2 separate regions of the Homo sapiens genome follow, and region 1 is linked to region 2. Evidence: read pairs that join two places in POLR2A ChIA-PET (ENCODE). Cell type or tissue: B cell. All regions are shown on one strand. Each heading gives the region's core, and the rest is flanking DNA. Links, peaks and the distances in the headings are about the cores only. Region 1 overlaps EHMT1 (euchromatic histone lysine methyltransferase 1). Region 2 overlaps EHMT1 (euchromatic histone lysine methyltransferase 1).

Evidence for each region. ChIA-PET counts read pairs that join two places held together with the same protein. Peaks named below come from ENCODE experiments on the same cell type or tissue, not always from the same donor. Only the 100,000 strongest peaks of a DNase experiment are listed, where the experiment ranks them.
Region 1: POLR2A ChIA-PET joins it to region 2 with 7 read pairs; 3 of 35 experiments call an interaction of 5 or more read pairs at or near these places.

Annotation. Positions count from the first base shown.
Region 1 is chr9:137,637,803-137,654,767 of GRCh38, forward strand. The region is part of intron 1 of EHMT1 (euchromatic histone lysine methyltransferase 1); the gene reads left to right. It also overlaps the pseudogene SETP5. Among named protein-coding and RNA genes, the nearest start is that of EHMT1, 27 kb to the left of the region's middle. RefSeq lists an enhancer at 9,502-9,571. In B cell, for the core only: no CTCF peak of the experiment used is centred there; DNase peaks (open chromatin) are centred at 9,716 and 10,153; H3K4me3 peaks cover 536 bases.
Region 2 is chr9:137,730,099-137,743,220 of GRCh38, forward strand. The region is part of intron 4 of EHMT1 (euchromatic histone lysine methyltransferase 1); the gene reads left to right. Among named protein-coding and RNA genes, the nearest start is that of MIR602, 100 kb to the right of the region's middle. RefSeq lists enhancers at 7,982-8,241, 11,045-11,545. In B cell, for the core only: no CTCF peak of the experiment used is centred there; no DNase peak of the experiment used is centred there.

The DNA of each region.
Region 1 (16,965 bases), core at 7,438-12,437, 85 kb before region 2:
CTTGGCTTTTCTTTGTTGGAAGCTTTAAAAATTATTAATTTCCTTATTTGTTCTAGGTGTGTAGGTTTTCTGTTTATTCCTGAGTTATCTTTGTTGTTGTGGGTCTTTCTGAGAATTTGTTCATGGCATCCAGGTTATCTAGTTTCCGGTATGCAGTTGCTCGTATGTTCCCTGTGACCATTTTTATTTCTGTCAGGGCTTGTGTTCCCCTTTGACGCTAATAAATTTTGGTAAGTGGGGTCATTTTTCTCTTTTTCTTGGTCATTCTAGCTAAAGTTTTGTGAATTATGTTGAATTTTTCAGAGAAGCAACTTTTTTTTTTTTTTAAGATGGAGTCTCGCCCTTTTGCCCAGGCTGGAGTGCAGTGGTGCGATCTCGGCTCACTGCAAGCTCCGCCTCCTGGGTTCAAGCAATTCTCCTGCCTCTGCCTCCTGAATAGTTGGGAATATAGGCGTGCGCCACCATGCCCAGCTAATTTTTTGCATTTTTAGGAGACGGAGTTTCACCATGTTGGCTGTGCTGGTCTCGCGCTCCTGACCTCAGGTGATCCACCCACCTCAGCCTCCCAAGTAGCTGAGATTACAGGCACCCGCCACCACGCCCGGCTAATTTTTGTATTTTTAGTAGAGATGATGTCTCACCATGTTGGCCGAGGTGGTCTCAAACTCCTGACTTCAAATGATCCACCCGCCTTGGCCTCCCAAAGTGTTGGGATTGCAGGCATGAGCCACTGCACCCGGCCTAGTTTTTTACTAGTTTCTTAATGCTTTTAGCTATGTTATAGAATAAATTGCATTCCCCTAAAAAATATGTTGAAGTCCTAAACCCCATACTTCAGAATTTGACCTTATTTGGAAATAGGGTCATTGCAGATTAGTTAAGATGAAATCATAGTTGAGTAGGGTAGGCCTCTAATCCAGTATGACTTACGTGTCCTCATAAAAAAAAAAGGATGCCTTGTGAACACAGACATGCACAGAAGGAAGACAGCATGCGGACACACAGGGAGAAGTGGCGCATGACTGGGGTGATGCTTCCATAAGCCAAGGAGTGTCAGGGACGGCCAGCAGACCCCAGAGCCTGGCCGAGGCAGGGGATGGCACTCCAAAGCCATTACAGACCACAAGGCCTACTGACACCTTCATTGTGGACTTCCAGCCTTCAGAACTTCGAGACCATACATTTCTATTGTTACATGTGTCCTAGGAAAAAACAGGCTGCTTCCTATAAATGTTGATATGTTGTATTTTCATTTTTATTCAGTTCAGAATATTTTCTATTTTCCCTTGTGACTTTAGAAGTGTGTCATTTAATTTCTAAATATTTAGGTATTTCCTGGATTTCTTTGTTTTGTTGATTTCTAATGTAATTCCTGTATGGTCAGAATTATACTTTGTATAGTTTCAGTGTGTTTAATTTGTTAGATTAAAAAAAAAATCCCGTATTATATTCTGTCCTGGGGAATGTTTCATCAGTGCTTGAAAATAATGTGCATTATGAATTTATTAGGTGGAATGTTCCCTATATGTCAGATTGAATTGGTTGATAGTATTAAGTCTTCCTTATTCTTTCTCATTTTCTTTCTAGTTCTATTAGTTATTGAGAGTAGAGTATGAGATCTACAGTACTGTCGAATTTTACATTTTCACTTTCAGTTCTGTTGGTTTTTGCCTCGTGTTTTGAGACTATGTTATCTTGCGTGTGTTTATAGTTGTTACATCTGCCTGGGTGTTTTGACACTTCTCTCATTATGAAATGTCCCTCTTTGTCTCTATAAATGTTTTTGTTTTAAAGTCTATTTTGTCTGATGTCAGTATAGCCACTTCAGTTTTTTTATGGTTTATTTTTGCATACTATATCTTTTTCTGGCCTTTTAATCTCTTTGTATCTTCAATCGAAGGGATGTCTCTTACAGTCCTTTCCATCTGAGATCGGATCTTGTAGATTCAGCAGTTGAATCATATATATGTATTTTTCTTACCTGATAGAAGAGATTTTATTTTTAAAGTGTCACCTTAGACTGCAAGGATGTCTGTTGTACCTCCCCATTAATCAGCCAGAGGAGGAGCTGTGATATCAGAATGCCCACTCAACCCACCAGACATTTGAGACCCACCCTTTGCTGGCCTTCTGTAACCTTATTTATTTAGAGACGGAGTCTCGCTCTTGTTGCCCAGGCTGGAGTGCAATGGCGCGATCTTGGCTCACCGTAACCTCTGCCTCCCGGGTTCGAGTGATTGTCCTGCCTCTGCCTCCCGAGTAGCTAGGATTACAGGCATGTGCCACTGTGCCCGGCTAAGTTTTATATTTTTAGTAGAGATGGGGTTTCGCTGTGTTGGCCAGGCTGTTCTTGAACTCCTGAACTCAGGTGATCCGCCTGCCTCGGCCTCCCAAAGTGCTGGGATTACGGGTGTGAGCCACCGTGCCTGGCCTGTAACCTTATTTTTTAAAGCTTTTAATTTTAATTTTTGTTTTGTTTTATTTTTGTGTGTTTTAGAGACCTGGTCTTGCTGTTACCCTGGCTGGAGTGCAGTGGCGTGATCATAGCTCACTGCAGCCTTGACCCTGGGCTCAAGCAGTCCTCCCACCTTGGCTTCCTGATCAGCTGGGACCACTGGCATCTGCCACTATGTCCAGCTAATTTTTAAATTTTTTGTAAAGATGGGGTCTTCCTATGTTGCTCAGGCTGGTTTTGAACTCCTGGCCTCAAGTGATCCTCCCATCTTGGTCTCCCAAAGTGCTAGGATTACAGGTGTGCACCCCTGTGCCTGGTCTGAAATTTTCTTTTTTTAATCAAGAGCAAGTAGATACATGTTTTCTCTGAGCCCAATATGCAGAGAAGGAAAAAATGCTAGAATTCTCTGCATTATAGGGGCCTGGCGCCCTTTAGCTTCCAACAGTGCAAAGGGGGCAGAAAGTTGTTCTTTTTTCCATAGAACATGGTGATGTTGATTCCATACAAGTTTGTTGAGATAGGAAGGGATAAAAATGAGTTTGAAACAGAAAGAGGTAGAGATTCTTTTCACATTTTATTCTCCTCAAGGTATTTCCCCCCCAGATAAGTTGAGATCCACGGTGTAGACAAAAGAGACCTCAAGAACTGGGTGAGCACAAGAGGGAAAAAGCAAGACTGCACCTTGCTCCCGGGAACTGGAGACAGCTTTAAAAAAGGAAGGTTCTAATCCATGTGTGTTCTATTAGTTATCTTCTCCTTATCCCGTTCCTCATCAGTGTCTTCCAGTTCCTCCTCCTCATCATCTTCGTCTTCTCCTTCTTTATCATCCATATTGGGAACCAAGGAGCACTGTGATGAATTTGGCCAAGTATGGTCTTTGCTGACCTCTCCTAACTCATCTGCACCTGCGTCAGAATGGCCAGTAAACCAGGTGAAGAACCTGTCTGGTTCCTCAGGATGCCTCTTCCTACTGGCTTTATTCTGCATTTGACTTGAAGAGTTTCCTTTCCAGATTTCCATTTGATTTCCGTGGACTTTGAAGATGGATCATGACTCTCATTCAGATGAAATTCTTTGAGAGAGCTTTATTTTTGAAGTAAGGATTTTCGTCAAAATAAAAACCTATTCTGTAACCTGATTTAATATCTTCAAATTCTGTCACTTCAGCACTGGTCAAACAATGCAGTGCCTCTTCATCCTCCTCCCAAGCAGTGCAGACGCTTGTGGATGGCTGACAAATGTTATTACCCAGAAATTGGGGATTTTGGGAATCAATTCTCATCTGCCCTGAAGAACGTGGTTGGCCGAATTTGTCTATGTTCGCTCTCCCAGTCCGCTTGCCGCTCACTTGCTAAGCCTGTTTCTGAAGCCTGTTTTGTGCTGTGCTTCCTCGTGGGCTTGGTTGCCGCTTGTTCTGTTCCTCTCTTCCTCTGGCCTCTGTCAGGGGCTGGCGCCATGTCTTCCTTTCAGGCAGGGGCAGAGACGGGTGTTTGGGGGTCATTCCGGGAGGAGAGTCTGGACCCAAGGGCCTCCTTGCTCATCAGGAAGAAGCTCATAGGACTAAGATCACATTTTTTTTTTTTTTGACATGGAGTCTCGCTCTGTCACCCAGGCTGGAGTACAGTGGCATGACCTTGGCTCATGGCAACCTCTGCCCCCATGCCCTCCAACTCCATGGTTCAAGCTGTTCTCCTGCCTCAGCCTCCTGAGTAGCTGGGACTACAGGCACCCACCACCATGCCTGGCTAATTTTTGTATTTTTAGTAGAGACGGAGTTTCGTCAAGTTGGCCAAGCTGGTCCTGAACTCCTGACCTCAGGTGATCCACCCGCCTCGGCCTCCCAAAGTGCTGGGATTACAGGTGTGAGCCACTGCGCCCGGCCCCAAATTTTTTAATCTATTCCCCCAGTCTCTACTTTTCATGTGGGACAGGTAATGCGTTTCATCTAATGTAATTACTGAAAGGTAGGGTTTATACTTGTCGATTTTGTATTTGCTTTCTGCGTCTTCTGTCTTTTTTGTTACTTTCTGCCTCAGTTAGTTTTTGTTCTTCATGGAGATGGAGTTTCACTATGTTGCCCAGGCTGGAGCGCAGTGAGTATTCATAGGCATGATCATAGTGCACCGTGGCCTTGAACTCCCGGGCTCACAGGATCCTCCCACCTCAGCCTCCTGAGTAGCTGGGACTGCAGGCGTACCACAACGCCTGACTCATTGCTTTCTTCTTTTGTGTTAGATATTTTCTAGTGTATACCATTTTAATTCCCTTGCTGTTTATTTGACTGTATTTTTTATTTGTTTTCTTGGTTGTCCTGGGGATTACAATTTAGTATATTAATTTTTGATAATGTAGTTTGTATTAATACTATATTACAATACTATATGAAATATTTATTTGGGCATAGCTTAATTTCTTTTGCCCTTCTTGTACTGTTATTGTCATACAAATTACATTACACTGTGTGCCCATCTACGCAGATTTATAGTTGCTGCTTTACGCAATTGTCTTTCAAATCATATAGGAGAAAAAACAAATTATAAATTAACAAATACATTTATACTGTCTTATGTAGCTGCTTTTATACTTTACCTGTGTAGCTGCTTTTACTGGCGCTCTTGATTGCATTCCCCTCCCCTCCCCTCTTGACAGGGTCTCGCTCTGTCACCCAGGTGGGAGTACAGTGGCACAATCATAGCACTGCAGCCTTGACCTCCTGGGCTAAAGAGATCCTCCTGCCTCAGCCTCCCGAGTAGTTGGGACTATGGGTGCGTGCCACTATTCCCTGCTGATTTTTAATTTTTTTTTTGTAGAGATGGGGTCTCACTGTGTTGCCCAGGCTGGTCTCCAACTCCTGGTCTTAGAAGATCCCTCCTACTTGAGTCTTCCAAGGTGTTGCGGTTGCAGGCATGAGCCACCGTGCCTGGCCTTGGTGCTCTCTATTCATGTGGGCTTGAGTTACTGTCTAGTGTCCTTTCATTTATCCTGAAGGACTCTTAGGTCTTTCAGTGATGAACTCTCTACTTTTGTTTATCTTGGAATGTTTTATTTTTCCTTTATGAAGGTAGTTTTGTGTATAAAGGTTTTTTTTTTTTTTTTTTTTTTAGACAGAGTCTCACCCTCTCGCCCAGGCTGGAGTGCAGTGGTGCCATCTCGGCTCACTGCAAGCTCTGCCTCCCAGGTTCACGCCATCCTCCTGCCTCAGCCTTCCGAGTAGCTGGGACTACAGGACTACAGGCACCTGCCATCACGCCTGGCTAATTTTTTGTATTTTTAGTAGAGACGGGGTTTCACCGTGTTAGCCAAGATGGTCTGGATCTCCTGACCTCGTGATCTGCCCACCTTGGCCTCCCAAAGTGCTGGGATTACAGGCGTGAGCCACCGCGCCCGGCCGTATAAAGGTTTTTTAGTACTCTGAGGGTATTGTCTGGCTGCACTCCATGGTTTCTGATGAGGAACCATTGCTCATCTCTCAGGACCCTCGTTCATGACACGTTGCTCCTCTGTCGCTGCTTTTGAGAGTCTCTGTCTGTGGTTTCAGCCTGATGGTGATGTGTGTAGGTGTGGAACTCTTTGCGTTTTTCTCATTTGGATTTGTTGAGCTTCTTAATTTTTTTGACTTGACTGCTGCCTTCCAGGGATTTGGGAACTTTGTGATGAGTACTTCATCTGCAGCATGCGTTGTCTTCTCACCCCTGTCTGACGTGTCATTGCGTGGTAAACAGAGCTTTGCCATACAATTGCAGTTGCAGTGTGGATTAAAGGGACAGCACTTGAGGGCCGCTCCTCCCTTCTTGTTTTGACGATGGGTGTGAGCTGTCTTGGTAAGTGGCAGTAGCAGTACGGTGACCAGGTGGCACTCGGCACGGCTGATCCCGCCGTGCATTGCGGAGCAGCACTATGGCCCACCAAGAGGCCCATACGTGGTCTCTGGGAAGCTGCTCAGCTTTCTTATGGCAGGAAAGCAGCCACGGGCAATACGTAAACAAGTGGGGGTGGTTGTGTGCTGGTAAAACTGGAAGTGTTTGGAAACTGGAATTTGAGTTTCATATCACTCTTGAAACAGTCACATACTTTTTTTTTTTTTTGAGATGGAGTCTCATTTGGTTGCCCAGGCTGGAGTGCAGTGGCGTAATTTTGGCTCACTGCAACCTCTGCCTCCCGGGTTCAAGCAATTCTCCTTCCTCAGCCTCCCGAGCAGCTGGGAGGATTACAGGCACATGCCACCACGCCCAGCTAATTTTTGTATTTTTAATAGAGACGGGGTTTCGCCATATTGGCCAGGCTGGTCTTGAACTCCTGACCTCGTGATCCACCCGCCTCGGCCTCCCAAAGTGCTGGGATTACAGGCGTGAGCCACCGGGCCCGGCCAAAAACATTCACATACTTTTTATGAGTTATGTATCTAAAAGTCTAAAAATCATGCTTAGCTTTCAGTTTGTACAGAAACAGGTGGCAGTCTGTAGTTTGCTGGCCCCTGATTGAGATCTAGTCATTGTTTCCAAAGCACCTTGTCTTTTGATGTAACATTTATTTTGTGTTTTAATTATTGGTCTTTTGGTTGTCTCAATTGCTAGATTGTAAACTCTTTGAGGTTAGGGCTCTATTTATTTATTTATTTATTATTATTTTTTTTAAGAGACAGTCTCCCTCTGTTGCCCAGGCTGGAGTGCAGTGGTGCGATCTCAGCTCACTGCAGTCTCCACCTCCCAGGTTCAAGTGATCCTCCTGCCTCAGCCTCCCAAGAAGCTGGGATTACAGGTGTGTGTCACCACGCCCGGCTAATTTTTGTATTTTTAGTAGAGACGGGGTTTCGCCATGTTGGCCAGGCTGCTCTCGAGCTCCTGGCCTCAAATGATCCGCCTGCCTCGGCCTCCCGAAGTGCTGGGATTACAGGCGTGAGCCGCCACGGCCTGCTTATTTAGCTGTATTAGTTCCCCAACCCACTGAATGTTGCCTGGCACACTTCAGGGCCTTGATAGATTGTTGTGTAACCTGATACAAAAGGAGAAAGGGCCGGAATTGGCTTGCGCCTTTATTGATTTACATATGTTTTTGTGGCCCAGGGTGAATATTTTTGGAATTAACTGACTTCTCAGTGTAGACAGGAACCATTTATCCATTCATGTGTTCCTTAATTTGTTGATTTTTGTAACAAGTACTTACTGCCTTCGTGTGCCAGCTTCTGCACTGGGAGCCACATGAGAATGCACATGGCGTCTGCCTTGTACTTACAGAAGCCCTTGTGTCCTAGTTTTGAGAAAGACAAACAATTACACACTTTGGTAATTGCTATTAAAAGAGATAAACAGGGTGTGATAGAAGCAGCGAAGAGGGGCCTCCTGTAGGTGGTTAAAGGAAGGCTGTCTGTGTTTCCATCTCTGCTGCAGACTGATACACAAGTGTCTTTTTCACTCGATTCCAAATGGAATCTTAGAGAAGGGTTGGCTTTTGTACTTGCAGCGCTGAGTGGAGAGGTGGCTGTGATCTCCAGAAACGTGGCTGCAGCCCCACGTGGGCCTCAGACCCTTGAAACATGGCCATATCGAACTGAGATGTGCTATGTGAAATGCACACTAGATTTCAGAGGCTTAGTACGATAGTTCACACTCTTTTGGTACTAATTATTTTATATTGGTTACATGTTGATAATGTTTTGGATCTATACTGAGTTAAAGGCAATTTATTAAAATTAGTTACTTCTATTTTTACTTTTTTTTTTGAGACAGAGTCTTGCTCTGTTGCCCAGGCTGGAGTGCAATGGTGTGATCTCAGCTCACTGCAGCCTCTGTCTCCCGGATTCAAGCAGTTCTCCTGCCTCAGCCTCCCGCGTAGCTGGGATGACAGGTGCCCACCACCACACCCAGCTAACTTTTTGTATTTTAAATAGGGATGGGATTTCTCCATGTTGGCCAGGCTGGTCTTGATCTCCTGGCCTCAGGTGATCCGCCTGCCTCGGCCTCCCAAAGTGTTGGGATTATAGGTGTGAGCCACTGTGCCTGGCCTATTTTTACTTTTTAAATGTAGATGCTAGAAATTTAAAATGATGTCTGTGGCATTTCCTGTCTTTCTGTGGGACAGTGGTACCTGGCCTGAGGAACATTTCAAGTTTGTGCTGCGGGCAAGAATCCTGTGACCACGGGGAGAGGACGAGGGACTCATTCTCTGGACAATGGGCTGGAAAGTAAGAGGGCTGAATGGGAGCCCCGAGGAGTGCTCCCGTTTTGTGGGAGAGAGGAGCTAGTCAGCAGGTGGAAAGCAGCCTTGGCTGCCCAACCCTGGAGCCTGGGGGAGGCCCCCGAGCGTGTGGGCTGGGGTGGTCTGGGGTGGTCTGGGGGAGGCCCACGTGCATGTGGGCTGGGGTGGCCTGGGGGAGGTGTGGCGCAGTTCTGTTGTTTTCACATCTCGCAAGGCACGTGTGTTGTCATGAGCTCTGGCCGAATTGGAGGCTGGGTTTGATCCCCTCACTGCCGCAAATCTTGTAACGTTGGATGTCTTAACTGATTTTCAGCTTTAACATTATCTCCTACTGTCTTTGAAAACACGGCTATTCATGTTCAGCTTCTTCCTTACCTTTCTGTACCTTAAATTCCAGTCCCTCAGGTTTCCTTCTGCCTGTGCTGTTTCCAGTCCCCACGTGGCTGAGCCCGCTGCAGCAGGCTTTGGTCTCCACTACTCCTCAGATGCCCTTTTGGTTATGGTCACCATTGACCTAGACATTGTCATTGGTTAGTTCTCAGCCTTCGTCTTACTGGTTCTTTCACCAGCATTTGTTATCATAATTCAAGCAAAAAAAACCTGGGATTAGTTGTCTCCGTTTGGCTTCTAGAACACTGCACTCTTCTGGTTTCCTGCCGCCTCCTTCTTCCCAGTCCTGTTTGGAGGACCCGCCTCTTAAGCCTGACTTCTAAATATTGACGTGCCCGAAGTCCCAGGCTGGTCCTCGTGTTGTGTGTGTCCTTATTCCCTGAGCTATCCAGTCCTCTGTTGACCCCAGGCTCGTGCCCCAGGCTGACCTCTTTGCTGTGGCTCCAGGTTGACTCCATGTTGACTGCATGGAAAACTGATAGGCACCTTCTGCCCAGCATGAAACGCAGCTCTCTTGGTCTGCCTCTCGCCCCGCAGCGCTAGACACCATCTGTAGAATGGCATTTCCCAGGAGACGCTGTCGGCTCTACCTTTATGACACAGCTTCTGCACTCCATGGCTGTAATGGGGTCCCAGCTTCTTCTCCCTGCTTTTTGGTGGCCCCTGTGCTCTCTGCTCAGGGGCAGCAGTCTTTGCCAGGCGTTGCTGCTCTGCACGCAGACTTCCTGTGCCTTCTGGGCTCTGCTCTTGCCTTTTTTTTTTTTTTTTTTGAGATGGAGTCTTGCTTTGTCACCCAGGCTGGAGTGCAGTGGTGCAATCTTGGCTTACTGAAACCTCCGCCTCCCAGGTTCCAGTGATTCTCCTGTCTCAGCCTTCCGAGTAGCTGGCATTACACGCGTGCGCCACCATGCCCAGCTAATTTTTTTGTATTTTTAGTAGAGACGGGGTTTCACCGTGTTGCCCAGGCTGGTCTCGAACTCCTGAGCTCAGGCAATCCACCCGCCTCGGCCTCCCAAGGTGTTGGGATTACAGACGTGAGCCACCGCGCCCGGCCGCATCTGTGGACACTTGCTCTCGCTCTCTCCTGCTTTCTTTTTCTTCAGAGCATTCGTACTCTTTGCATTGACTGTATGCTGGGAAACCACTCTGCCCTTCCTTCCCCATTTGTTTGTTGACACTTTTCTCAAGGAAGAGCTTTCTTTCCCCTTTCATATTTTTTTGGCATTACTATAGAATGGCTCCTGAGGTAATGAATTTGTACTTATTAAATGTGTTAAAATCTATTTTCACCATTTGTCCTTTTGAAACTCAAATTATTCCAATATGGCCAGTGAGAGCCCTTCAAGCAATATTCTGTTTGGGACAGCAAAATCGTAAGAGACCATATTGTATAATCTTCAGCAATTAAATCTGAACACCTAGATGAAATGAACTATACCTGGAAAACCCAAAAGAGTCAATGTTAAAACACAGACAGTGAAATTCAGTAAAGGAACTGGATATAAAATTGATACATTAAGTCAGTAGCCAGCTGGGTTGTGGTGGTTCACGCCTGTAATCCCAGTACTTTGGGAGGCTGAGGTGGGAGGACTGCTTGGGCCCAGAAGTTTCAGACCAGCCTGGGCAACATAGAGAGACTCCTTCTCTCCAAAAAAAAAAAAAAAAAATAGTTGGGCATGGTGCCTCATGCCTGTGGTCCCAGCTACTTGGGAGGCTGAGGCGGGAGTGTCATCAAGAGGTTGAGGTTGCAGTGAACTGTGATCACAACACTGCACTCTAGCCAGGGCATTCGAGCACTTGGAACAGAAGACTTGAACTCTGGAAATACATTTGTTGTTCTTGGACATCATAAACATGTTAGTTCTCCCAAGTTAATGCAAAAACTTATCCTTTATGTCTGTAAAAATGCCAACAAGGAATCATTCTTAGTCCTGCCTTCCCCTCTCAAATTCAGCTGGTTCATCAGAAGATCCCATCAGCCTCATCCTCAGGGTGCATCCCGTTTCCCTGACTTCTCTCCCTATCATGGCATCACTGTTGGGCCCAAGCCACCACAGTGCCCTGCTTGGATTATAGTAGTCACCCTTTAGCTGGTCTTCCTAGTTTTTCTGCTTATGAGCTGTACCATCTTATCCATTTGCCACCCAAAAAGCCAGAGACTGATCCTGGTTGTCGTATCGTGCTTGAGCTTCATCACTGGGGAAACTGGGCATCAGTGGGTTGAGTAGTGTCTTCCCAAATTCACATTCCCCTGTGACTTCAGAAATAGTGTTCTCCCAAATTCAGATCCACCCGTGACTTCAGAAATAGTGTTCTCCCGGCTGGGTGCAGTGGCTCATGCCTGTAATCCCAGCACTTTGTGAGGCCAAGGCGGGTGGATCATGAGGTCAGGAGTTTGAGACCAGCCTGGCCAAAGAGACCAGCCTGGTCAACATGGGGAAACCCTGTCTTTACTAAAAATATAAAAATTAGTCGGATGTGGTGACGGGTGCCTGTAATCCCAGATACTGCGGAGGCCGAGGCAGGAGAATTGCTTGAACCTGGGAGGCGGAGGTGGCAGTGAGCTGAGATCGCGCCATTGCACTCCAGCCTGGGCAACAGAGCGAGACTCCGACTCAAACAAACAAACAAACAAACAAACAAACAAAAATGTCCTCCCAAATTCAGATCCACCCATGACTTGAGAATGGGGCCTAATTTGGACGTAGGATCTTTGCAGATGTAATTAATTAAGGATCTTGAGATGAAGTCGTCGTAGATTTAGGGTGGGCCCTAGATTTAGTGACTGGTGTCCATAAGAGGACACAGACTCAGGGAAGAAGCCACAGCAGCGGAGGCAGAGGTGGGAGCCAAGTGTTGCGAACCAGGGAGTGAGAAGATGGCCTACACCACCGGAGCTGGAAGAGGCAAGGAAGTGCTCTTTTCCTGGAGCCTTCAGAGGGACCACGCCCTGCCAGCAGCCGGATTTCACACTTCTGGCCTCCAGAACTGCGAAAAGATAAAAATAAATTTAGGTTGTTTTAAGTTAACCAATTTATGATACTTTGTTAAGGTAACTGCAGGAGATTAATGCTCTGGGCAAAGTGTACACGGAGTCTCTGTGTTACTTCTTACAATTGCATGTCAAGCTACAGTGGTCTCATTGTGGGACAACCTTTGAGGAACTGTGTTTTTATGGTGGCTGTGCCATCTAACATTCCTGCCAGCAGTGAATGAGGGTTCCAGTTTTTATATCGTCGCCAACACTTGTTATTTTATTTATTTATTTTTTTTTGAGACAGGGTCTCACCCTGTCACCCAGGCTGGAGTGCAGTGGTGCAGTCACAGCTCACTGCAGCCTCAAACTCCCAGGCTCAAGTGATCCTCCCGCCTTAGCCTCCTTAATAGTTAGAACTACACAGGTGTGGGCCACAATGCCAGCTAATTTAAACATTTTTTTTAGAATGGGGTTTCACCATGTTGCCCAGGCTATTCTCAAACTCCTGGGCTCAAGCGATCTGCTCACCTTGGCCTCCCAAAGTGCTGGGATTACAGATGTGTAATTACAGGTGTACCTTGCCCAGCTGTTGTTCATTTTTAAAATTATAGCCAAACTAGGGAGTGTGAAGTAGTATCTCATTGTGGTTTTGATTTGCATGTTGCTGATGACTAATGATGTTGAACGTCTTTTCATGTTCTTATTGGCCATTTGTATGTCTTCTTTGTAGAAATGCCTGTTTATATCCTTTGCCCATTTTAAATTGGGTTGTCTTTTTATTAATGAGTTACAGATGTTCTTTATATATTATAGAGGGAAGTCCCTTATCAGATATAGGACCCCCCGCTTTTTTTTTTTTTTTTTTTTGAGACAGTTGCACTCTGTTGCCTATGTTGGAGTGCAGTGGGGTGATCACAACTCACTGCAACCTTGACCTCCTGGACCCAAGTGATCCTCCCAATTCAGCCCCCCAAGTAGCCAGGGCCACAGGCACATGTCACCACACCTGGCTAATTTTTGTTTTTTAATTTTTTGTGCAGACTGTGTTGATCAGGCTGGTTGAACTCCTGGGCTCAAGCAATCTTCCCGCTGCCATATGAATATGAATATGTGCACACCCGTGGTTCCAGCTACTCAGGAGGCTGAGGTGGGAGGATCACGAGCCTGGGAGTTCGAGGCTGCGGTGAGCTGTGATTGCACCACTGCACTCCAGCCTGGGTAGGTGACAGAGTGAGACCCTATCTCAAACAAAACAAAACAAAACCACCAGTGTTGACGATGATATGGAAAAACTGGAACCCTCCCAAAGTGCCGGGATTACAGGTGTGAGCCACTGCACCCAGGCAGATGTAGGACTTGTAAATATTTTTTCCCATTTTGTGGGTTGTGTTTTCACTTTCTTGATAGTATCCTTTGAAGCACAAACATTTTTAATTTTGATAAAGTCTAATTTATCCCTTTGTTCTTTGTTGCTTGTGCCTTTTGTGTCCTATTTTAGAAACACTTTTGAAATTCAAGATTATGAAGATTTGTGCCTGTTTTCTTCTATGAGTTTTACAGTTTTAGCTCTTTTAATTAGATCTTTGATCTATTTTGAATTATAGTCACAGGCCACATAATGATGTCTCTGTCAGTGATGGACAACATATAAGATGATGGTCCAGTAAGATTATAATGGAGCTGGCCAGGTGCGGTGGCTCACGCTTGTAATCCCATCGCTGTGGGAGGGAGGCCGAGGCAGGCGGATCACTTGAGGTCAGGAATTCAAGACCAGCCTGGCTAACATGGTGAAACTCTGACTCTACCAAAAATAAAAATACAAAAAATTAGCTGGGCCTGTTGGCACACACTTATAATCCCAGCTACTTGGGAGGCTGAGGCAGGAGAAATGCTTGAACCTGGGAAGTGGAAGTTGCAGTGAGCCGAGATTGTGTCACTGCACTCCAGCCTGAGTGACAGCGAGACGCCGTCTCAAGAAAAGAAAAAAAAAGATTGTAGTGGAGCCGAAAAGTTCCTATTGCCCAGGACATGCTAAAGCTCTAGCAATAGGCATTATGTGTCCTGCTCAGGTAAACAAACCTACTCTGCTATCAGTTGTCTAAAAGTCTAGCACATACAGTTATGTGCAGTACCTAATGCTTGATAATGATAATAAACTCCTATGTTACTGGTGTATGTAGTTACTATTCTGTACTATACTTTTTTACCATTATTGTAGAGTGTACTCCTACTTATTTAAAAAAAAGTTAACTGTAAAACAGTCTCAGGCAGGCCCTTCAGGAGGAGTCTAGAAGACACTGTTACCATAGGAGATGACGGCTCCATGCATGTTAGTGCCTCTGAAGATCTTCTAGGGGACAAGATGTGGAGGTGGGAGACGGTGATACGGATGATCCTGACTCTGTGTGGGCCTTGGCTAATGTGTGTGTTTGTGTTTTAGTTAATTTTTTTTTTTGTAGAGATGAGGTCTTGCTATGTTGCCCAAGCCAGGCTGAAGTCATCCTCCTGCCTTGGCCTCCCAAAGTGCTGGGATTACAGGCGTGAGCCACAATGCCCGGCCAGTGTGTCTTAGTTTTATTTTTTTTGAGACGGAGTCTCACTCTGTCTCCCAGGCTGGAGTGCAGTGGTGCGATCTTGGCTCACTGCAACCTCTGCCTCCTTGGTTGGAGCAATTCTCCTGCCTCAGCTCCTGAGTAGCTGGGATTACAGGTGTGCACCACCACGCCCAGCTAGTTTTTTTATTTTTAGTAGAGGTGGGGTTTTGCCATGTTAGCTAGGCTGGTCTTGAACTCCTGACCTCAGGTGATCCACTCACCTTGGCCTCCCAGAGTGTTGGGATTACAGGCGTGAGCCACCGCGCCTGGCTAGTGTATCTTAGTTTTTAACAAAAAAGTGTAAGAAGTTAAACTTTTTTTTTTTTTTTGAGATGGAGTTTTGCTGTTGTTGCCCAGGCTGGAGTGCAGTGGTGCAATCTCGGCTCACCGCAACCTCCGCCTCCCAGGTTCAAGCGATTTTCCTGCCTCAGTCTCCTGAGTAGCTGGGATTACAGACACCTGCCACCACACCTGGCTAACTTTTCTGTATTTTTAGTAGAGACAAGGTTTCACCATGTTGGCCAGGCTGGTCTTGAACTCCTGACCTCAGGTGATCCATTCGCCTTGGCCTCCCAAAGTGCTGGGATTACAGGCGGGAGTCACTGTGCCTGGCCTTAGATGGTGTAGCCTACGTGTACAGTGTTTATAAAGCCTACAGTAGTGTATAGTGATGTCCTAGGCCTTCACATTCATTCACTACTCACTCACCCAGAGCAACTTCCAATTCCAGCCCTGCAAGCTCCATTCATGGTAAGTGTCCCATACAGGTGTCCCTTTTTTATTTTTTATACTGTATTTTTATTGTACCTTTTCTATGCTTAGATATATTTATATATGCAAATACTTACCATTATATTCCTGTCGCCTGCAGTATTCAACACAGTAACATGCTGCATAGGTTTGTAGCCCAGGAGCAATAGGCTCTACCCCATAGCCTCGGTGCGTAGTAGGCATCTAGGTTTGTGTGAGTACAGTCTGTGATGTTCACAGAACAGTGAAGTTGCTTAACGTTGAATTTCCCAGAAGGTATCCTCGTAGTTAAGTGATGCATGGTTGCATAAAGCACCTAAGACAGTGCTTGGCACACGGGAAGACTAAGGGCTTGATTTTCTCTTTCTTTTTTTTTTCTTTTGAGACAGAGTTTTGCTCTTGTCGCCCAGGCTGGAGTGCAGTGGTGTGATCTCAGCTCACTGCAACCTCTGCCTCCCAGTTTCAAGCGATTCTCCTGCCTCAGCCTCCCGAGTAGCTGGGATGACAGGCATGTGCCACCGTGCCCAGTTAATTTTGTATTTTTAGTAGAGATGGGGTTACTCCATGTTGCCCACGCTGGTCTTGAACTCCCGACCCTGATCCGCCTGCCTCGGCCTCCCAAAGTCCTGGGATTACAGGCGTTAGCCACTGCCCCTGGCCGATTTTCTCATTTTCACTGGTGCATAAAATAAGCAAAGTGATTTTCAACAAGTCAGACAATGCCAGTACTGGAACTTCTCCTCCTTGATGCATTTCTCAGAAGGTATCCCCATTGCTGAGAAACACTTCCCTGTGCTTTTTGTATATGGTATGAAGCAGGGGTCCATCTTCACGCTTTCGCATATGGCTCTCCCGGTGTCCTAGCACTGTTTGCTGAAAAGATTCTCCTTTTATTGAATAGTCTTCATGGCTTCATTGAAAAATTAATTGACCATAGGCTGGGCGCGGTGGCTCACGCCTGTAATCCCAGCACTTTGGGAGGCTGAGGTCAGGAGTGCGAGACCAGCTTGGCCAACATGGCGAAACCCCATCTCTACTGAAAATACAAAAATTAGCCTGATGTGGTGGTGGGTGCCTGTAGTCCCAGCTGTTCAAGAGGCTGAGGCAGAAGTATCGCTTGGACGTGGGAGATGGAGGTTGCCGTGAGCTGAGTTTACACCACTGCACTCCAGCCTGGGCGACAGAGCGAGGAGACCCCACCCCCCACCCCTTACCACCTCCCCCCCACCAAAAAAAAAAGAGAAAAATTAATTGACCATAAATATGTGAGTCTGTTTCTGAACTTTCAGTTCTCTTCCATTGATCAGATGTTGTTCCTTAGGCCAGTATCACAGTGTCTTGATGACTTTACCTTTGTTGTAAGTTTTGAAATGGAGAGGTTTGAGTCCTCCAAGTTTGTTCTTCTTTTTCCAGATTGTTTTGGCTATTCTGGGTCTCTTAAGTTTCCATATGAATTTTAGGTCATCCTGTTAGTTTCTGCACAGAAGCCAGCTGGGGCCCAGTGAGGTGGGCCAGACTGGAGAGGGTGGCTGGGGAGGCAGTACATGCCTGAAGGCTTGAGTAAAGGCTGGGCCTGCCATGCCCCAGAACATGGCATTATCTGG
Region 2 (13,122 bases), core at 178-5,177:
CCCAGTGTTTCCCAGGATTGTGTGCAGGTCGTGGAGCGACGCAGGTGACTGACAAGTGTCCTTAGGAATTGAATTGTGGTGGTTTTTTGTCCATCTTCAAGTTACTGCTCACCAGACTGCAAGCATGTCTTGCAGGGAGAGACCCTAAGGTGCTGCATGTACCTCCCATCACATCCCACCAGGGTCTTCAGCATCTGCCATGGCCCACGCTTAGCTAGTACTGCACGGTGGGTGCCAAATGGTGGTTTTCTAACTCCATCATTTCCTCTCTTGATTATTTCAGTTTCTGCTGTAAGGAGGTGCTTCACTTTCCTGTCCGTCCACACAGTTATCTGTCCATTTACTTTACAAAAAAAAAAACTTAAAAAAAAAATAGAGATGGGGGTCTCGCTATGTTGCCCAGGCTGGTCTTGAACTCGTGGGCTCAAGCAGTCCTCCTGACTTGGCCTCCCAAAGTGCTAGGATTACAGGCGTGGGCCACCGCCCCCAGCCTGTCTGTCTGTTTTTAAGTACTAATTTACGGACTCTTATTTGAGTCTCTGGACTGTAATCCATTCCTATCATTATTTATTTTGTTGCTCACATTGTCCCAAGTTTGTCCAGTGGGGTCCCCCTAGGCTGGTTCTGAGTCCTGGGGCGTGGGCACCTCTTCAGGAAGACCTTCCCCATTCACTGGATGGTCTGCTTACCTTGCCTTGTCCCTTCCCAGGGCCGGAATCGGCTTTCTCCAGGGAGCCCTGGTTCTTTTCATTGGAAGTTAGAAAACAAAATCAGTCATTATCTGTTCCCCTCACCATCAACTTACCAACTTTTTTTGCTATTTGACGTAATTTTATTTGTTTGAAACAGTTAAACTTGGTGTTTTGCAAAACTATGGAGTTATGCTCACGTATGTGAGGACTTAAAAGTAATGTCTGAAGAGTTGTTAAAGTGTTGAGATTTTCTTTTCCTATTTTAGCTTTATTATATCGCCATCTTTTAAAAAGAGCTTTCTAAAAACAAACTACCCAGCGTGTTTAGCAGGCTCCAGTTTACCCTTCCACAGCCCCCTTCCTCCACCACCCCTTCCTTATCCGTAACCTGGAAGTGGGTGGTCCATCAGCGTGTTAGCCTAGGACAGTGTGTAAAATGGCCTTGAGCACTGGAGGAGATGTGCTCGGCAGTTAGCTGCCTGCTGTGGTCCAGTGGTTAAGATACTCCCTCAGCCTCAGCTGCTCCCGTGTGTTGTCACCCCAGGGCTTCCGGAGTGGGCACAGAAGTTACAGTTTCTGTGCTAGAACGTGTTAACTAGAGAGGAGCATGGCATGCCCAGCTGCCTTGTCTTGTGATGGTCATCAGTGCACCTTTCAACATGGCTGGAAAGACAGGAGTGCAGATGGAGGAGTCCCCTGTTAACTGTCCCCGGGGGTGCAGAGTCCACTTATCGGGATGGCAGAGAGAGACAAAGGCCTTTTACAACAGTGTCCATACAGAGCAGGAATCGGGGTACGTCCTATCCTGTTGTCACAGGATCCCTTGAGTGTCCCTTTGCTGGTCATAAACCTCTGCAGCCAGCGGCGCCTCTGCTTGAGTTTCACTTGCACCTGCTGGGCTCATTCTGCCCACTCGGCCCAGCAGGCTGTACTTGGCTCATGCTACCGGCCCAGATCCCACACCTTCCGAGGGCAAGCCAGGAGTGGAGCAGCGAGGCGTGTGTTGACGAGCAAGCATGGTGTGGGGCCACTGTGCACAGCCAGGCCTGCTTGGCTGCTGTGGTGGGGCAGGCAGCTCCAGGCTCTGGCTCTGTGCAGAGCTGTGGCTGGATGAGGCATACCACAAGCAGTTTACACTGCAGGCGCTGGCGTCTAGATGAGGGGAACACGGTGGTGCCCCAAAACTCGGAGTCACCAGCAACTGCAGAGCCCCAAGGGGATAGGGTGGGAGAGTGTGCTATAGCTCTCTTGCTGTCACCACCCACAGTACGGGCTGGGGTGTGTTCCCAGCTCGTTCAGTTCTGCCGCTTTCGCCCTGGCCTGCAGCTCCCAGGCTGGCCTGGCTCCACTGCTGCTTGCCATCACACGGGGCAGCCGCCGACACCAGCGGAGGGCAGGAGGGCTACAGTGTTACAGCTCTGGCTTGAGGAATCCCAAGGTTTGGGTCCCCAGAAGGATCACCGCTCTTCACTCCCGCAGTTCAGCGAACGGGAGCGTGTCACTGCCTGCAGCTCAGTGAACCGGCCAGGAACATGTTACAGCCCTTTTTGCACCCGCTGTTGCGTGGGTCCCGAGTTCTTGTCTTGGGTCCAGGAAGAATGAGGTTACATGGACAACTGGAGGGGAGCAAGGTGGAGAAGAGTTTTATTGAGCAGCAGAACAGCTCTCAGCGGAGAGGAGACCCAAAGTCAGTAGCTCCTACTGGCAGGGAGGCAGTCCTGTTGTGTGGCTGAGTCTGGGGGTTTATGTGGGCTCAGAATGGAGGAAGTGCATGAAGTGCATGCTGATTGGTCCATGGGTAGGTCTGGAAAAAACACCATTTGATTGGCTAAAAGGCATCAAGGAAGTTCTCACTCCAGGTTGTGGATTCTGCCGGGAACTGGCAGCCCGGTTTTCAGGCTTCAGGCGGCCTTTGGCTTGAAGGTCAGGTTTCACCGGGGACCTGCTCCTATCTGCCTAGGAATTTGTCTGCCATTATCACTTTTATTTCTTCAACTGTCACTCCATTGCCTGCCATTCATTGTTGCCTCCCTGTGGGAGGGGTGTTGGAGCCAGGTTATCAAAGAAAGGCTGAGATTTCTTGTCACGTCTTTCTGTTAATTTTTAATTACTGTGGCGATGATCACAGATGGTTCTGCTCTTTCCCTCCTGCTACCCCCTTAAGTTTACCACAGGCAGGAAAGAAGAGCAGAGTCACATGTTGGTTTCAACGTGCATTGTACTCCTGAAGTCATAGCAGAGCCCGTGTGTGGTAGCTTGTTCCCATGGGCAGCTGTAATTCTTAGTTTTAGATGGAGGGTGGCTGTGATTCTCTTCGACCTGTTCTGCACCCTCCACCCTGTAGTATCAGAAATGAAAGATCTGTGCTGTGCAAGAAGGTTGAGAACATGCGTTTATGTGACAGCCCCAGGCTGGGGATGGCCGTGCTGAATCAGGATCTCAGGCACCCAGCATTGTTTTAGGTGAGCATTCCTTCTTTTTACAGAGTGGACTGGCATCTTTGTTAGCAGCTTGTTCTGTATCTTTCCCACGTGTAGCGGTTCACAATTTAAAAACAATCCTCGCAGTACCAAAAACTGATTTCAGAGGGTTCTAGAAAGATAGTGGGGCAGGAAGACCAGGAATTCATCTCCTCACCTAGACAACAGTTCCACTGGCAGAATCTGTCTGATGTAACTATTTTGGAACTCTGGAGTCTACTGAAGGTTTGCAACTTCTAGGCGGGAAGCTGGGACGGTTAATTTCAGTCAGTTTCAGCTCTGCTGCCCACTGCCTTCCTCAGCCCTGTGGTGCAGGGTGTGCGGTGTTCCTGGAACAGTGTGCGTGCAGCTTGTGGGAGCCAGGGTGAGCAAAGAGGACCTTGTCCCCAGGTGCATACAGAGAGGCCCTCTCATCCGGTTGTAAGCCTTTCTTCCATGTGACGGCCAAGAAATCTAAAGGGCCAGTGCTCTTTTTATCTCCCCACTTCATTTTTATTGTTTTCTCCTTTTGGGAGCCAGACATTAAAGACTAGGATATTCAGAAGCAACTGTGTATATGGGGTAAATTATAAAGTGACTGCATGTGCCCAGGGAAAGGCACAGGCTAAGGGAAGACATGAAAAGACCTTAAGTTTAAATCTCAGGCTCACCCTCCTCACAGAGACAGCCTACAACTATAAAAAATGACAACAACAAAAACACCCCAAAACCAGTAACAGCAACAAAACAGTACACCCTGGAAAAGGAGGAGAATCAGCTTTTCAGAGTTTCTACATTATTGGATTCAAATGTCCAGTTTTCAGCATAGAACTACAAGGCATACAAAGAAACAGGAAGGTATGGCCCAATCAGATGCAAAAATAAGTCAACAGAAACTGTTCCCAGAAAAGATCTGATGCCAGATCCACCAGACAAAGACTTTAAAGTAACTGTCTTAGATATGGTCAGATCCTAAAGGAAGGTATGGAGAGAGTCAAGAAAATGATGTATGATCAAAATGGAAATACCAATAAAGAGCTAGAAAACGTAAAAAGGAACCAAAAGAAATTCTGGAGCTAAAAAGTATAATAAGTGAAATGAAAAATTCACTAGAGGAAATCAAAGGCAGATCTGAACAGACGGAAGAAAGAGATAGCAAACTTGAAGATAGGACAGTGAAAATAATCAAGTTTGAGAAGCAAACAACAAGACTGAAGGGAAGTGAGCAGAGCCTGGGGACCTGTGGGCATCATCAGGAGGACCAAACAGGGATTGTGGGAGTCCAGGAAGAAGAGAGTAAGAAAAGGGTGGAGAGAATATCTGATGAAACCCATGAGTATAAACACCCAGGGAACCTGGTGAACTCCAGTAAGATGAACTCAAAGAGACCCACAGTAGACACGTTATACTTGAGACACTTCTGTAGAAAGACAAAGAGAATCTTGAAAGCAGATGAGAAAAGAGACTCATCACATACACGTTTCCTCAGTGAGATCATTGGCAGGTTTCTCATCAGAAACTTTGGGGGACAGAATATATCACCGGTATATTAAGAGTGATAAAAAAATCTTTCAACCAAGTATCCATATCCATGGAAACTGTCCTTTAAGAGTGCAGAAGAAATTAAGATATTCTCAGATAAACAAAAGCTGAGGGAATTTGTTACCACCTGACCTGGACCTGCAAGAAATACTTAAAGGAGCCTAGCAGGTTGAAAAGAAAGAACACTAGACAGTAACTTGAAGCCATATGGAGAAGTAAAGACATGGGCAGTTATAAAAGCTAGTATTGTAACAGTGGTTTGTACCTCCACTTTTTGTTTTCTGTAAGATCTAAGAGACAAATCCGTTTAAAAAATTAGTCTGCAAGCTAGTATCATTGCAACTTTGGTTTGTAACTCCACATTTTTCCTACATAACAAGAGACTAATGCATTTAAACGAATTGTTTATGTTTTGGGGCACAGCATGAATAAAGATGTAGTTTTGTGACATCAGCAAATGAAAGGGGTGGGAACAGATATGTAAAGGAGCAGAGTTTTTCTGTGTTACTGAAGTTAAGCTGGCATAAATTTAAATTAGAATGTTATTACTTTAGGATGTTAAATGTAATCCCCATGGTAACCACAAAGAAAATAGCTATAGAACATACACAAAAGGAAATGAGAAAAGAATTTAAACATTCCACTATAAAAAATCAACTAAATATAAAAGAAGACAGTAGTGCAAGAAATGAGGGACGAAAAAAGCTATAATACGTGTAGCAAACATAGCAAAATGACAGAAGTAAATCCTCATCAATAGTTGTTTTAAATGTAAACAGATGAAGATTTCCAATCAAAAGACGAAGATTGGCAGTGCTATGGTTTGGATGTGGTTTGTCCACACCAAAGCTCATGTTGAAATGAGATCCCCAATATGGCAGTGTTGTGAGGTGGGGCCTAGCTTGAGGTGATTGGTCATGTGTGTGGATTCCTCATGAATAGATCAGTGCCCTCCCTCCAGGTGAGTGAATTCTCGCTCTTAGTTGCCTTGAGAGTGAGGTGTTTGAAAGAATCTGGCTTCCTTGGTTTCTCTGTCTCTTCCTTCTTCTCTCACCATGTGATCGCTTGCACATGCCTGCTCCCTTTCCAATTTCCACCATGAGCCAGAGCATGAAGCCCTACCAGGTGTACCTGCTCAATATTAAACTTTCCAGCCACCAGACTCAGGAGACAAATCTCTTTATCTTTTATGGCAACACTAAATGGACAAAGGCAGATGCATCAAGAGAAAAAAAACAGATGATCCTACTACATGCTGTCTATAAGAGACCCACCTTAGATCCAAAGACAGAAATAGATTGAAAGTGAAAGGATGAAAAAAGATATTCCATGCAAACAGTAACCAAAGAGAGCAAGGTGGCTATCAGACAAAATTTAAAAATAAAAATTTATTTCTTTTTAAATAAAAAAAGGTTACAAGAGACTAAGAAGGACAATATATAGTAATAAAAGTTTCAATACAATAAGAAGGTATAACAATTACCTGGGTAAACATTTACATACCCAACGAATGATAGACTATCAAGATACAAGAAGTAAAACTGATAGAATTGAAGGGAGACATAGACAATTCTACATTAATAGTTGGAGACCTCAGTATCCACTTATCAATAATGGATAGAATAACCATATAGCAAATAAGAAAGGAAATGGAGGACTAAACACCATAAGCCAACTAGATTTAGCAGACATACAGAGCACTCTGCCCAACAGCAGCATGTACACTCTTCTCAAGTGCACCTGGAAGACTTTCTAGGATCGACCATATGTTAGGCCACAAATAAGTCTCAATGTTGATTTTAAAATACAGAGATTTGAGCCGGGCGCGATGGCGCACGCCTGTAATCCCAGTACTTTGGGAGGCTGACGTGGGTGGATCACTTGAGGTCAGGAGTTCGAGACCAGCCTGGCCAACATGGTGAAACCCCATCTCTACTAAAAATACAAAAATTAGCTGGGCGTGGTGGCACGTCCCTGTAATCCCAGATACTTGGGAGGCCGAGGCACGAGAATTACTTGAACCTGGGAGGTGGAGGTTGCAGTGAGCCAAGATCATACCACTGCACTCCAGCCTGGGTGACAGAGTGAGCCTGTGTCTCAAAAAAAAAGAAAAATATATACAGAGATTTGGCTGGGTGTGGTGGCTCAAGCCTGTCATCCATGCACTTTGAGAGGCCACGGTGAGCTGGTCACTTGAGCTCAGGAGTTCCAGAGCGGCCTGGGCAACATAGCAAAACCCTGTCTCTTAAAAAAAATACAAAAATTAGCCAGGCATGGTGGCAAGTGCCTGTGGTTCCAGCTACTCCAGAGCCCCAGAGGCTGAGGTGGGAGGATTGCTGGAGCCCAGAAGGTCGAGGCTGCAGTGAGCCATGATTGTATCACTGCACTTTAGCCTAGGTGACAGAGTGAGACACTGTCTTAAAAAATAATATATGTATATGTGGAAAAAGACAGAGATTCAAAACTTACTACAAAGCTATAGTACTCAAAACAGTGTTATTCCAGCATAAAGACAGACATATAGGCCAGTGGGCTAGAACAGAGAGCACAGAAATAAACCTTTGTGTTATATGATCAGTTGATTTTTGACAAGAGTGCCAAGACCATTCAACGGGGGAAAGGACAGCTTTCCAACAAATGGTGCGGGGAAGACTGGATATCCACATGCAGAAGAGTGATACTGGACCCTTACCTCACACCATATGCAGAAGTTAGCCTAAGACAGGTCCAGGACCTAAATGTAAGACCTAAACATATAAAATTCTGAGAAGAAAACATAGGACAAAGGCTCCACAACCTTGGATTTGGCAGTGATTTCTTGGACATGACACCAAAAGTGTAGGTAACAAAAAAAAAGGAGACACACTGGGTTTGATGAGACTTGGTGTCTTTTGATGCACAAAGCTTTCTATCTCCTTGTTTCCCTGTTTCCCTGCTTCTTACTGCTGCACTTGGCTAGTCGTAAAGAAAAGACACTGTTAACGGAATAAAAAGGCACCTGTGGAGTAGGAGAAAATATCTGCAAATCCTATGTCTGATGAGGAATTACTACCCAAAATATACAAAAAAAATCCCACAACTCAACAATAAAAACAACTTGATTAAAAAATCAGCAAAGGAGGCCGGGTGCAGTGGCTTGCGCCTGTAATCTCAGCACTTTGGGAGGCCGAGGCAGGCAGATCACCTGAGGTCAGGAGTTCCAGACGAGCCGAGCCAACATAGTGAAACCCCATCTCTACTACAAATACAAAAGTTAGCTGGGCATAGTGGTGCATGCCTGTGGTCCCAGGTACTTGGGAGGCTGAGGCAGGAGAATCACTTGAACCCGAGTGGTAGAGGTTGCAGTGAGCCGAGATCGGACCACTGCACTCCAGCCTGGGTGACAGAGTGAGACTCTGTCTCAAAAAAAACAACAACAAAAAAAAAACAACAAAAAAAACCCAAAAAAGGCAAAGGACTGGAATAGACGTTTATTCAAAGAAGATGCACAAATGGCCAGTAAGCCCATGAAAAGATGCTCAACGTCACTAATCATAAGGTAAATGCAAATCAAAACCACAGTGAGATACCACCGTACACCTGTTGAGGACAGCAACTATCAAAACAGAAAATGGCACATATCAGTGAGGATGCGGAGAAATGGGAACCCTTGTGCACTGCTGGTAGGAAGTGAAACGGTGCATCTGCTGTGAAAAACTCAAAAAACTAAGTGTGGAACTACCATGTGATCCAGCAGTTCCACTGCTGGGCACGTGCCCCAGCAGCACTGAAAGCAGGGTCTTGAAGAGATGCTTGTACACCCACGTTGATAGCAGCATCAACCACAGCAGCCAAAAGGGGGAAGCCACCCGAGGGTCGGCTGTCGGGCGAACGGATCAGCAAAGTGTCGTGTGCAAAACGCAGTGACGTGTGACTCAGCCTGAGAAGCAGCGAAGCTGGGGCCCGCGCTGCAGCGTGGATGAGCCTCGGGGACACTGTGCCGAATGAAGTAAGTCAGCCACAAAAGAACAAATGTTGTACCATTCCACTTAAAGGAGGTCCCTAGAGTCGTCCAACTGATGGACACAGAAAGAGTAGAAGGGGCTGGAGTCTGGGGCTGGAGGAAGGGAATGGAGAGTTAGGGCTTAATGGGAACAGAGCTTCAGTTTGACAAGATGGAAAGAGTTGTGGAGGTAGATAGGGGTGATAGTTGCACAACATTCTGAATGTATTTAATACCATGGAACCGTGCACTTAAAGATGATGAAGATGGTAAATTTTGTGGTGTGTGTATTTTACTAGTAAAAAAAAAAAAAACAGGCCGGGCGCGGTGGCTCATGCCTGTAATCCCAGCACTTTGGGAGGCCGAAGCAGGCAGATCACAAGGTCAGGAGATCGAGACCATCCTGGCTAACACGGTGAAACCTCGTCTCTACTAAAAATAGAAAAATTAGCCGGGCGTGGTGGCCCAGGTACTCAGGAGGCTGAGGCAGGAGAATGGCGTGAACCCAGGAGGCGGAGCTTGCAGTGAGCGGAGATCGCACCAATGCACTCCAGCCTGGGCAACAGAGCCAGACTCAGTCTCAAAAAAAAAAAAAAAAGAAAGAAAAAGTAAACTTAGGTCATAAAGCAGTTTGAGTGTCCACACTTGTAGGTTGCTGCTGGGTTCAGTGTCCACACTTGGGTAGAAGCTGCAGGTCCCTGCTTGGTACAGTGTCCACACTTGAGTAGAAGCTGCAGGTCCCTGCTGGGTTCAATGTTCACACTTGGGTAGAAGCTGCAGGTCCCTGCTGGGTTCATTTTCCACACTTGGGTAGAAGCTGCAGGTCCCTGCTGGGTTCATTGTCCACACTTGGGTAGAAGCTGCAGGTCCCTACTGGGTTCATTGTCCACACTTGGGTAGAAGCTGCAGGTTGCTGCAGAAGTTGCAGTGCTTCCCTTGCGCTTTTTTGCTGGTGACCACAGGACATGCCCAGAGTGGAGGCCCTGCCTTTTGCTTTGTGAGCTTGGAGTGTTCGTGCCTTCTGCATAGGTGGGTGGGAACAGTGCCAAATACTGATCCTGAATGGCCTGGGGTCTCTGTGTGGACTTGTCGGGCAGGGAGGAAGGAGGACGGTGTCTCTGATGGCAGGGAACAGTTCTACAGGTGCTGCTGTCCAGGCATGAGGCCTGGACATAGAGCTGGGCCCTGCTCTATGTGACCTGAGGACAGAAGCCCTTGTGAGTGGCAGAGTTGTGGTGGTGACCACGCAGACTGCTGTGTTTCCCGTGCACTTGCTTTTTTCCCTCACTTCCAACCTCCCATCCACCTTGTCTGCCCTCTGGAGCCTGTCGCCTTTCTTCCTTGTCCACACCTCTTCTACCCAGCAGCCCAGCCTTCCTGCAGAGCAGCTGGGCAGTGCCCACCCCCACCCCACGCCCATTTCCACTCCTGGCACTATTTTTCCTGGAACTGTCTGTTCCACACTGTCCTATGCCTGGGCCTCCCCGAGCGTCCTGTGAGATGCCAGTTGGCGAGAGTCTTTGCTCGGGGTCCTGAAGCCCCCCCCTCGCCCCCCTTCTTGATGTTCTCCACCAGGATTCTCCTGTGCCAGATCCCATCTGCAGGGCACTGGCCCCGCTTCTTTGAGGCCTGGACTGCAAATCCTCCTTCCAAAGAGGCCCTCGAGCCTCTTCGAAGCTTACTGCCAGCCGTCCTGCAGTTTTCTTTCTCCTGGCCCCTGATGACGCTGAATCCCAGCCGTCTGGCTCAGGGCCAGACCCCTTCCCTGGACACAGCTGGAAGTCCCCCTGCAGGACTGAAGCGGCTCCTCTTCACACTTCAGCCACGTGCTCAAACACTTTCAGGTCCTTAATAGATTCTACATTTCTGAAAGTCATCCATAGATGTTTCTCTACTATTTAATGTGTAGCAAATTTTATACCTAACATCTGTTTCACACATACAACCTGTCACTCAGTAAGAGGCCCTTAGACACCATTCTTCACTTGTTTGCAGCAGACAGACTTCCTGACATGATTTATTTTATTTTATTTTATTATTATTTTTTGAGATGGAGTCTAGCTCTGTTTCCCAGGCTGGAGTGCAGTGGTGCGATCTCGGCTCACTGCAAGCTCTGCCTCCCGGGTTCAAGTGATTCACCTGCCTCAGACTCCTCAGTAGCTGGGATTACAGATGTGAGCCACTGCACTGGGCCCCGACATGATTTTTTTTTTGTTTGTTTGAGACAGAGTCTCGCTGTGTTGCCCAGGCTGGAGTGCAGTGGTGCGATCCTGGCTCACTGCAAGCTCCGCCTCCCGGGTTCACGCCATTCTCCTGCCTCAGCCTCCCGAGTAGCTGGGACTACAGGCGCCCGCCACCTTGGCCGGCTAATTTTTTATATTTTTAGTAGAGACGGGGTTTCACTGTGTTAGCCAGGATGGTCTCGATCTCCTGACCTCGTGATCCACCCGCCTCGGCCTCGCAAAGTGCTGGGATTACAATAGGTGTGAGCCACTGCGCCCGGCCGACATGATTCTTAAGCACATGAAATGCAGGGTTATCTCCTTTGTCCTCACTCAGCCATTCATTACAGGAGTCAGCAAACTGTTTCCAGGGGACAGGTAGCAAACTGTTTCCAGGGGACAGGTAGCAAACGTCAGCGCCTTTGTGGGCCACACTGTTCCTGTCCCAGCTGGTCATGCTGTTGTCACATTGAAGCAGATGCAGACAGTATGTAGACAGTGGGCATGGGTGTGCACCAATAAAGCTTTATTTATAAACAGGTGCCATGTCCGATTTATGATATTAATAACCATGGGTTACTGAGATGAAATGAGGAAAAGAATCTAGTGAGAAAGTACATGTAGTCACCCTTGGGTATATGCAGAGATTGGCTCCAGGACCCCATCCCCATACCAAAATCCGAGCATGCTGCAACCCTGCAGTCAGCCCTGCAGAACCTGTGTAATATGAAAAGTTGGCCCTCTGTGTTCAGGGGTTTTGCATCTTGCAAACATTGTATTTTCAACCTGTTTGGTTGGGAAAAAAATTCTGCTTGTAAGTGGACCTATGTGATTAAAATCCATGTTCAAAAGTTGGCTGTATATATATTTAAAGCTGAGAGACTTGACAGTTATCTGATTAAATCCAGGCCTCCTTCATCCCCCCACAAAATATCTATTCAAAATATCAAGATGATTATGATAGTGAGTTTAGGATTCCCAGGGCTACCAAGGGATTTCTGTTGCTTGAGCACAGCCATGCTGGCCTGTCAGCCTGTTATAGTGTGGACAGACAGAGCCAAGTGTCTGCATGTTGGCTGTGTGCTCCGAGCCTGACCCCCATGAACATACTGCAGACGCCTGGTGTGATCGTTTCCCAGCGTCCGTGGTCCCAGGCACCTCCTTACTCCAGAGCGGATTGCCCAGGCCCCGCGGCGTCTGTGGGTGGTGCTGTCAAAGGACCTACCCGCTTTGGATGGTTCTCACTCGTTCACGTCCCTCCAACTGTTGCTTCTGCACTTTGTAGAACCAAATTTGTGTGTGTGTGTGTGTGTGTGTGTGTGTGTGTGTGTGTGTGTAAGTAAAGGGGGTCTCACTGTGTTTCCCAGGCTGGGCTTGAACTCCTGGAATGAAGCAAACCCTCCCTCCCACTCAAGCCTCCTCAGTAGCTGGGTCTTCAGGTGTGAGCTGCTGTGCCCAGCTTTAAACAGAGTGGATTTTCCCCATCCCTTTAGGAGAGTTTCTTTTATGTTAAAGCAGTGGCTTTTAGATCTGTTTTTCTTTAAATCCTGGAACTTAAAAAAAGTCATGGAGTCTGATTATATAAAACCAGTCGAACCTAGAACTGCTTTGTTCAGAATGGGGTTGGGAGCCCCCAGGCCCCTTCCTCGCTGCTGCTCTTGTTTGGAAACCACTGCTCCAGAGCCCCCAGACATTTGCTTCTCCCTCTCAGCCTCTTATCTTTTAATAGAGAGCTGGACCGTAGCTCCAGGCACTGTCTTTCCCCTTAGTCACTGGATTGCAGCGCAAGGAGGATGGTGTTGGGGAGAGGGCCTAGGAGGATGGTGTCTGGGTGTTGGGCTGTGGAGTCACAGGGGTGGACCTGGCACAGAGCTTGTGTCCTAGGAAGACTGGCCTGGCCTGGCCCCTGTGCTGGGAAGGGAGGCTGGGCTCTTCCTGCTCCGCGCTGCGTCCTCCCTGCTGCACATGCTGTTCACGTTGGTCTGTTTTGCAAAGTGAGAGGACTTCTCAAGGGTAGTCATTCCATGTGCAAAGCCAAGGGGACTGGGAGGAGGAGTCGCTTCAGAGCCCTGCTACTGATGATTTGTGGCTTTCCTGCCTCCAAGGTGGGGTGATAATGTTTGCTCCGTGTTTTGTTGTGAATGGAACAGATGAACAGATGATCCAGGACGTGTTTCTGATTCTCTGTGAATTGATCGTGAGGGAAGGATGCCTGTCACTGTGCT